Regions from separate parts of the Homo sapiens genome. Here region 2 is linked to region 1. A link is a loop called in an ENCODE intact Hi-C map of the cell type or tissue named here. Cell type or tissue: IMR-90. All regions are shown on one strand. Each heading gives the region's core, and the rest is flanking DNA. Links, peaks and the distances in the headings are about the cores only. Region 1 has its middle 13 kb from the start of C11orf87. Region 2 has its middle 130 kb from the start of C11orf87.

What was found. A loop is a pair of places that touch in the nucleus more often than their neighbours do. Peaks named below come from ENCODE experiments on the same cell type or tissue, not always from the same donor. Only the 100,000 strongest peaks of a DNase experiment are listed, where the experiment ranks them.
Region 2: it touches region 1 in a loop (3-fold over the local background); 1 of 110 quality-filtered maps calls a loop at or near these places.

The regions. Positions count from the first base shown.
Region 1 is chr11:109,433,055-109,437,455 of GRCh38, reverse strand. No RefSeq gene overlaps it. Among named protein-coding and RNA genes, the nearest start is that of C11orf87, 13 kb to the right of the region's middle. In IMR-90, for the core only: no CTCF peak of the experiment used is centred there; a DNase peak (open chromatin) is centred at 2,135.
Region 2 is chr11:109,550,120-109,554,520 of GRCh38, reverse strand. No RefSeq gene overlaps it. Among named protein-coding and RNA genes, the nearest start is that of C11orf87, 130 kb to the right of the region's middle. In IMR-90, for the core only: no CTCF peak of the experiment used is centred there; no DNase peak of the experiment used is centred there.

The sequences.
Region 1 (4,401 bases), core at 98-4,097:
AGTAGGTTTGACAATCTTCCTTCCCTTTTCTGTTCTCCTCTCAGATTCTCATATGAATGGGTCCCTGTACTATATCTCTAGAAGAAGTTCTCTTGACAGCTACATACATTGTTGTTGTGCTTTGTTTTTTGTTTTAAACGTGAGTTTTAAGGGGTGCTTAGACAGTTTCATGGAAATAATTTATTTGAAATTGATAAGAAAAAGTAACAGGGATGGTGTTTTTGTCTGGTAACATGGAGAAGAAAGAGCAGAGGCTTTAGAGTTAGGCAAACTATAATTCAATCCACACTCAGTCACTTATTAGATGGATGACCTGGGAAATTACTTAATCTCCATGAGCTTCAGTTCTTTATCTATAAAATGGGAATAATAAACCCTGAAAGTTTACTCTGAATGTTAAGTGAGATGTTTTAGCTGGATACAGAAAAGGTGTAAACAAGGGCACCCGCCTTGTGTCTGGATAAGAGAGTTCATAATATGTGCTAAAATGTCCCTTTTTAAAAATAATGCTGATGCTTTTCTTTTTTAATAAAGAAAAAGAACAAATGTCTATCATTCTCTGCTGTGTTGAAACAGGGCCTTCCTGGAGCCCCTAACTTTTTAAAAAAATCTTGTACAGATGGCTTCCTGGAAAAATAGTGAAGGCTGAGCAGACTCCACCGAAGGCCCAACAGGTGGTGTGACCCAGAGGCAGTCTAATTCAGTGATGACTGATTGCTTTGGAATAGTTGCTGAGAAGCTCGGGCCTCCAAAGAGGCAAAAAGCCTACTGATTAGGGACTGCAGGAATGAGCTTCTTTTCATGGTCCACATAGCCAAGGTGGCCCTCAAACCCGAATGAAAGTGTGTAGAAATCAGTGTCAAACAGGCCTGCAAAGACCCTGTGGTCTTGCACAGTAGGGACCACGTTAATGTGAAGCCAGCAATATCCCTTCCTTCGGGCTGAGCTCAGCAGCTTCAGAGGGTTGGTTGGTAAACTTTCCACACCCAGTCCCTCAGTGATAATATGAGCCATCAGATCTTCTAAAGGCAACACTAGGCTTCCAAGTCACTCCATAAGGTCTGTTTGATGCTAGCTAGGTTTTCCATCAGGCAAACTGAGCATGAAAAATATAAAAACTTATTTTAACAAGGCATTAAAATAATTGCCATGGTTAAGATTAAAACATTATTAGTCATGTACCTCCTTATTGTTCAGTTTTTATATCGTTTTCATATTAAATCACATGGCAGGGATAGATTGGGGAGCTACATTTTTTTCAGGACCTGAGAACTCTGTAGGTCTTAAATGTCCTGGGTCTTGGCTGCTAAAGGCAGAGTTAAGCAGGGAATAGTCATTCCCTTGATTGAATTGGAAGGGTACTCACATCAACCCTCCTGCAACCAAAGCTGTGCCCCAAAATATCTCCTCCTGCCTAAGGTGTTGGAGGCTTCTGTGAAAATGAGAATTATCTTAAATCATTGAGTCACTATTGCGGATTAATGCCAAATATGCATGCTCAATGTTGCAAAGAGTATGGTCCTGAGAAGATAAGGAGTAGGTCACAGGTGCTACTATGACAGGGGCACACTTTCATTTTGAATGTTCAGAGAGAGATAATGAACCTAAATATAAGAGGGCAGCCCTTCAAGTGGGAGTGGGTCACAGAGCAGTACACTGGGCAGTTTGGAGACTATATGAGTGCCCTGGGGTAGGTGGAAGGATTAAAAAGAGGAATGATGCATTGTGGCAATTCTACCAGAAGCTTGTTGTTTTCATAACCAGTGAGAGACAGTGACATGCTTTCCAGTCAGAAGGAACAGAACCTGGACCTTTCCTTGCCTCAACTTCAAATCCTGCTGTCAGATGCGAATTTCTCTGTCTACAAGTAAGTAGAATCTTAGGGCTCCCATTCTAGACATGAGAATAAAAGAAGATTGCATCATCAATGATCAGTTTGTGTTCACTCAGTGTGGGCTTATTTTTATTTCTAATTGCCATTTTACCTTGGTTTTCTTGTATTATTTCATTCTGAAAGTCTTTTATCCCTAACTGAGTCATAAACTCTTTGAGAGAAGGAACCCTGCCTTCTTTAGCATCTCCCTCAGTGCGGAAGACTTGAGCAAATGCCAGGTGACTGATGGATTACCTGATCCTTTTCCTTCAACACATGTCCATTTGGCTTCAGTTCCTATGGCTGACTCACTGCTCCTGTACTGGCTATGAAAAGTATTACGGCTTGGGTCCCAAAAGCAAGCTTTGTTGGGCTATTCAGCCAAGCAGAGTGTAGAGAAGCAGGCTAGGGGAGAAATGCTGCATCTGCCAAACAATTCCTTGAAGATATAGATTATTGAACAATGCCAAAGATCCCAATGATGCCACTCTTAATGCCATCCAGAAGTCAAGTGAAACGGATGACTTACAAATATACTGTTGTTTTTTGCCTTTCTTTTGCTGGAGTGATTCTGGCAAGACTCCTTTTACAGTAGTACCAGAGTACTTTATCAGGGATATGTCCATAGGATTACAATCCATTTATTCACTTGTTTATTCAGCATCTTTACTAAACAACTGCTACGTGCCAGGCACCTTGCTAGAGATTAGAATGTGACATTAGAGCACAAAGAACATGAGTTTGCTATTAATAATCTACCAGAAAATTACTCCTGCCCTTCCCCAACCATTCCTCACAAAAGAAGCCAGAACAGGGACTACCGTACACTCATTGCCCACTATTGTTAGATATTTGCATGTTTTCTAATTTAAACCACACAATAAACCTTCATAAAACTGAAGCATGGAGAGGTTCAGAAACTTCTCCAAGGTCTCATACCTACCAAGTGTCAGAGCCAAGATTTGAACCCAGGCCATTTCTCCACGTTACTGACTGTGTTGTCTTTTCAACATCTTCAACACCATGGGTTCCTTCTCAGCAGCATATTGATTCTTATTCCTGTCAATGGGGTCCTATCCAATCACTTTATTCCAAAAGAGTAAAGTGAGGTTTATACTAGATCCTGTGTAATGTCATGATTCTATGCAGGCATGCCTCAGAATTACAACAAATGGCCTAGCAGCTAATGTCAGAACACACACTTCCAGACATATGGAGCACTCCTTCAACATGACAGACTATGAGTAGCAGTTACCAGGAACTACAAGATGGTGACAGTGCTGCTTCTTGAAGCTCACACGGCAAATTGCAGACTGCTCCATAGTGCTAGGCTTCACCACATTCTGAACGTGGTCTGGGGACAAACTCATCAAAGGCTGTGCCAGCAAAGCCCAGAAGCTTCCTTTGAACTCCCTTTTATTAACTTTGTCACCAAGTCATGACAGATAAGCAGCACCCAACTGGGGTTACTCTGAGCCACAAAATAGAAAGCATAAATCTATTCTCTGCCCTTTCCTCCCCTTTTTGCTCTTTTCCCTCACACCATGCATCTATGAATCACCAACCCCATCAGTTCCGTAACCTAACATGCACTTTAATATGCCCTTATTTTTCATCCCTATCTCCATTGGTTCAAACCCTCATCATTTGTCACAGGATTATTGCAGCTGCTTCAATTCGTGTCTTAATCACCATCTATCTCTTCCATACAGTGATCCTCCCCCAGAGTAGTCTATAATAAACCCAAATCTATAACTCAACTCTATATTCAAAATTTCTCACTAATTCCTCACCAACAACAGAAAAGGCATATCTTTAAAAGCTGCCCTTGCAGAGCCCTTAATGATCTGGCTTACTTTTACTTTTCAGATTTCTCTTTTGACAATCCCAGTATGAACAGCATAACACTTGTGTAAATATACAGAATACTCATACCTCTGTGTTTTTGTATGTGCTTTTTCTTCTGCCTCAAATGCTTTTTCTTATTTTGGTGAATTGCTGCTTATCCCTCAAAACCCAACTAAAATATGGGAAACCTTTTCCTAACCTTCCCAGATAGACTTAGTTGTTACTTCTTTGTGCTTCGAAGTACTTTTTCACACATTTATTACCACATTTGAATCAAATTAAAATTTATTGGTTAATTACACTACAAACTACTCAAAGTACCAGCAGATTTCATCACTCCTTTCTACTTTGGGAGTATCAGTACCTGACACAATGTTCCATAAGCATAAGTATTTTTGCCTTCTTTTTACCAAAATTCAGTTTGCTCATTTATAAAATTAGGAGCCTGGATGAAATTAGTTTTCAAAAATTCTTCTATACAAACAATTTTTATTCAATTAAACCTCACATGTGCATGGCTTCCTCAAGTCTTTGCTCAAATATCAGAGGCTGTCTCTAACTACCCTATTTAAAATCCATACCCCCTCCTTCCCTGCTTTGTCTTCACAGCACTTTTCTCTCTGTAATGTACTCCAGAACTTACTTAAGTATTTTGTTTATTGTCTCTCTCCACTAGAAGA
Region 2 (4,401 bases), core at 301-4,300, 120 kb before region 1:
ATTCTTAAATTAAATGTGAAGTCTTAAATGATCAAAATTTCATAGCTTGGCCACCAAATTATTATAGTATTATCCCTAAGCTGACAATGTTTACTAAGAGTAAAATCAACCTGGCTAATCACTGCTGAGTCTCCACTTTGATTGTCAATTTGCAGGCTACATTTTGGTCAATTTCAACCTTGGCTAAATTAAGAATAAAATTATTCCAAAGGAATTCAATCCCTTACAATGTTAAATTTTTTACCGATGAACCCAGTGACTTATAGGTACCCATATTTTTATCTGTCTCTACTCTGCATATAGTTTTTACTCTTTCAATAAAGAAAATGAAATTACAGATTTTTGGGATATAATATTTTTATATTATAAAAAATATAATATTCAGGATAAGGTTATCTTAAAAACAAACACATGAAACAACCAATATTATGCTTTCTAACTTTAATTCCATTTATCTGATTTCTTTAAAGAAAACTGGTTAAAAGAGTTGTGTATACTCACTGTCTCCAATTTCTCTGCTCTCATTCTCTCTTAAACGCAATCTATTCAGGTTTTCTTCCCCTTTACTCCTGATATGGTTTGGCTCTGTGTTCCCATCCAAATCTCATGTTGAATTGTAATCCCCATGTGTTGAAGGAGGGGCCTGGTGGGAGGTGATTGAATCATGGGGGCAGACTTAGCCTTTGCTGTTCTTGTGATAGAGTGTGTAGTGCTTTCCCCTGCACTCCCTCTCTCTCCTGCTGCCAGGTGATGAGGGTGCTTGCTTCCCCTTCGCCCTTTCGTCATGATTGTAAGTTTCCTGAAGCCTCCCAGCCACGTTTCCAATACAGCCTGTGAAACTGTGAGTCAATTAATCCTCTTTTCTTCATAAATTACCCAGTCTCAGGTAGTTTTTTATAGCAGTGTGAGAAGGGACTAATACAACTTCATACTGAACACTCTTCCTGTCAGGTTACTAATGATTATCATTTTGTTAAGTACAAAGATTCATTACTCATGCAGCTGATTGCTCCCTCTGTAACTTCTTTTTGCTTGGCTTCCAGAACACCACACACTTCTGCTTTTCCTCCTACCTCACTGGATACTTTTTATCAGACTCCCTTGCTGGTTCCTCATCATATTCACAACCTCAAAATGGTGAGACACCCCAGGACTCTCTTCTCTACTTAAGCTTGTTTAATCAGTGATCTCTTCCAAGCTCATGACTTTAGACACCGTCTTCATGTCAATGACTCAAAAATGTATGGCTGAGCCTGGGAAGCATAGCAAAACCCCATCTCTACAAAATTAAAAATAAAAGTAGTCTGGTGTAATGGCACATGCCTGTGGTCCCAGCTATTTGGGAGGCTGAGGTGGGAGTATTGCTTGAGGCCAAGAGTTTGAGATTGCAGTGAGCCATGATTGTGCCACTGCACTCCATCATGGACAATAGAGATAGATCCTGTCTCTAAAATGAAAAAGAAATATGTCTTAGATTTCTCCCGTAACTTCTGTCTCATAAATCCATTTGCTACTCAACATTTCTACTTGAATGTCCAATAAATATATCCCAAATATAACAGGTCCAAAATCTCATCTTATCTCAGAAGTTGCTTCTTCCATAGTCTTCCCCACTTTGATAATAGCAAGTAGTAAATCAGGTCAAAACCTTGGAGTCAATTCTTTACTTTTTCCTTTCTCTGCTACCATATATCTAATCCATTAACAAATCCTATTGACTTTCCTTTCAAACTACATTCATATTCTGGCCTCTTCTCATTACTGCCTACCATTGCTACCATTCTGGACCAAGCCACACTATTTCTCAACTAAATTATTGAAAAACATCTTCTAACTGTTCTCTCTGATTCTATCCTTGCTCTTCATCACTCAATAAAGCAGCCTGAGTCATCACATTGAGACATAAGACAGAACATGCTTTAAAGTTCCGATGATTCCCCATCTTACTCAGAGTGAAATCCGGCATACCTACAACAACGTAAAAGTTCTGCACAATCTGTCCCCTAGTTACCTTGATAACCTCATATTTTCCCCTCATCTACATTCCAGCCACATTGGCCTCCTTATTTATTTTTTTTCTGAACTGTGCCAAGCATACTCCCACATCAGGGCATTTGTACATGCTCTTTACTCAGTCTGGAGTTCTCTTCTCCCAGATATTTACGTTGCTTGAACTCTCATCCCTTTCAAATTTGGGGTTGATTCCTCCCTTCTGAGTGGGACCTTTCCTAATCAATCTACTTAAAAATGCAACTTGAAAAATGCTTCCTATCTGATACTCTTTACCTACTTTTTACTTTTCTCTATAGCACTTTCACTTTCTAACGTACTGTAAATTATCTATTTTCTTACTGTCAATTAATTCCTACTGGAATATAAACTTTAGGAGGGCAATTATTTTTATTTGTTTTGTTCATTGCTGGAGCTTTAGCTGCTGTAATAGTACCTGGCACAGAATAGGTGCTCAACAAATATATGTTGAATAAAATATCTTTTTTTTTTTTTTTTTTTTAACAGAGTCTTGCTCTGTCACCCAGGCTGCAGTACAGTGCTGCAACCATAGCTCACTGCAGCCTCAAACTCCTGGGCTCTAGGAACCCTCCCACCTCAGCCTCCCAAGTAGCTAGGACCACAGGCTTGAGCCACCAAGTCCAGATAAGTTTTTAATTTTTTTCTAGAGATGTGGTCTTGCTATGGTACCCAGGCTGGTCTTGAATTTCTGGCCTCAAACGATCCTCCCTACTCAGCCTCCTAAAGTGTTGGGATTATAGACATGAGCCACTCTGCTCAGACAAAGTGTTAATTATATGGAGATTTTGCTTACTAGTGTAGAATGAAACCAATCTATACACTATGTATCTGAAAGTCTCCAATGCAAAGCAAATCTATTTTTCTTTATGAGCTCTTTAGAATCCCACACAGTGGCATAGACAAAACCCCTCTTCTAAAAAAGCAGGCCACAATAATCTCGACGCAATTCCAACTCATTTCACAGTAACTTCTCCAAATAACAGATAATTTGTTTCTTTAAAGTAGATCATCCCATTACCTCCTACTCCAGTAGTTGAATGTCAAAAATCTCCAGTTCTGTTTTAGCTTCAGGCACTTTAAACGAGTGGTCTTTTAAGCATACTTGCTTGGGGCATATTTGCTTCCAACAGCAGAAAATTAGTAAGTTCCAAAAGCAGACATTAGTAAGTTTGTTCCACTTACTCACCTTTAAATACTTGGCTCAAATTCTACCTCCTCTTTGAAGATTTTCTTGAACCCACCTCTCTCTCCGTAAATAACTCAGAACTGTTTCCCTCATTTTTGCCATCTCAGTAATATTTCTATTATATCACCTGAAATATACTATTATGCTTATTTTTCAAGTCTGTCTTTTCCATTAGGATGTAAGTCCCTGAATTTAGGGCTTCTTTGTCTTCCTAACACTGGTGTGTAGATAGGGACTGGCAAATAGCGTAGTCTCAGACGATATTGGTCAAATTAATGAACACAGGTGAATATATGAATGATCTGTGACCAACCAATTAAGTATTGCTTTCCAGGATCACAGCCATGGTGAGAATACCAATGGAGAGGTTATAGTAGATAATATCATTATTGTCACCATTATCACTATCATCAGTATCATCATCATCATCATCAAAGAACTATACACCTGTTTGAACCAAGTACTATGCTATGCACAGATCCTTGTGCACAAGGACATTAATAGTCAAATTGAAGGGACAGGCATGACCACAAAAAGATGTATAACAATTTACATAATGGGAAGCATAGAGTAAATACCCAGTAAAATGAAGCATAGGGTAAATGCCCAGCTAGTTGGATAGACAAAAGAGTAGTACAAGTTCAGATTAGGATGATTAAGGCGGCCTTTATGGAAGATGGAGACATTTAGCTGTATCTTAAAAGACAAAATAACCAAGCTGCATATACAAAGGAGAGAGAACATCTCAAGCAGGTTTGACCAGATAAAATTCTGAAAGACACAGACTATATTTCCACTCTTTGATGAGGCATATAAGAAATAAAGTCACTAAAAAAAGGATATTTTCATTAGACTCAGATTCCTCATTTTTGAAAATAAAACATGAATTCTTCATTTAGACAAAATAAATGAGATGTGGTGGAAGGGTGTAGTGCCAGAGTTCCAGTTCAAGCTCTTTCACATTTGAGACTCTCATCTTGACAACATTTCTTTCTTTCTTTCTTTTTTTTTTTTTTTGATGGTGTTTCACTCTGTCACCCAGGCTGGAGTGTAGTGGCGTGATCTCAGCTCATTGCAAGCTCCACCTCCCGGGTTCACCCATTCTTTCTCCTCATCCTCCCGAGTAGCTGGGACTACAGGTGCCCACCACCACGCCTGGCTAATTTTGTTTTTGTATGTTTACT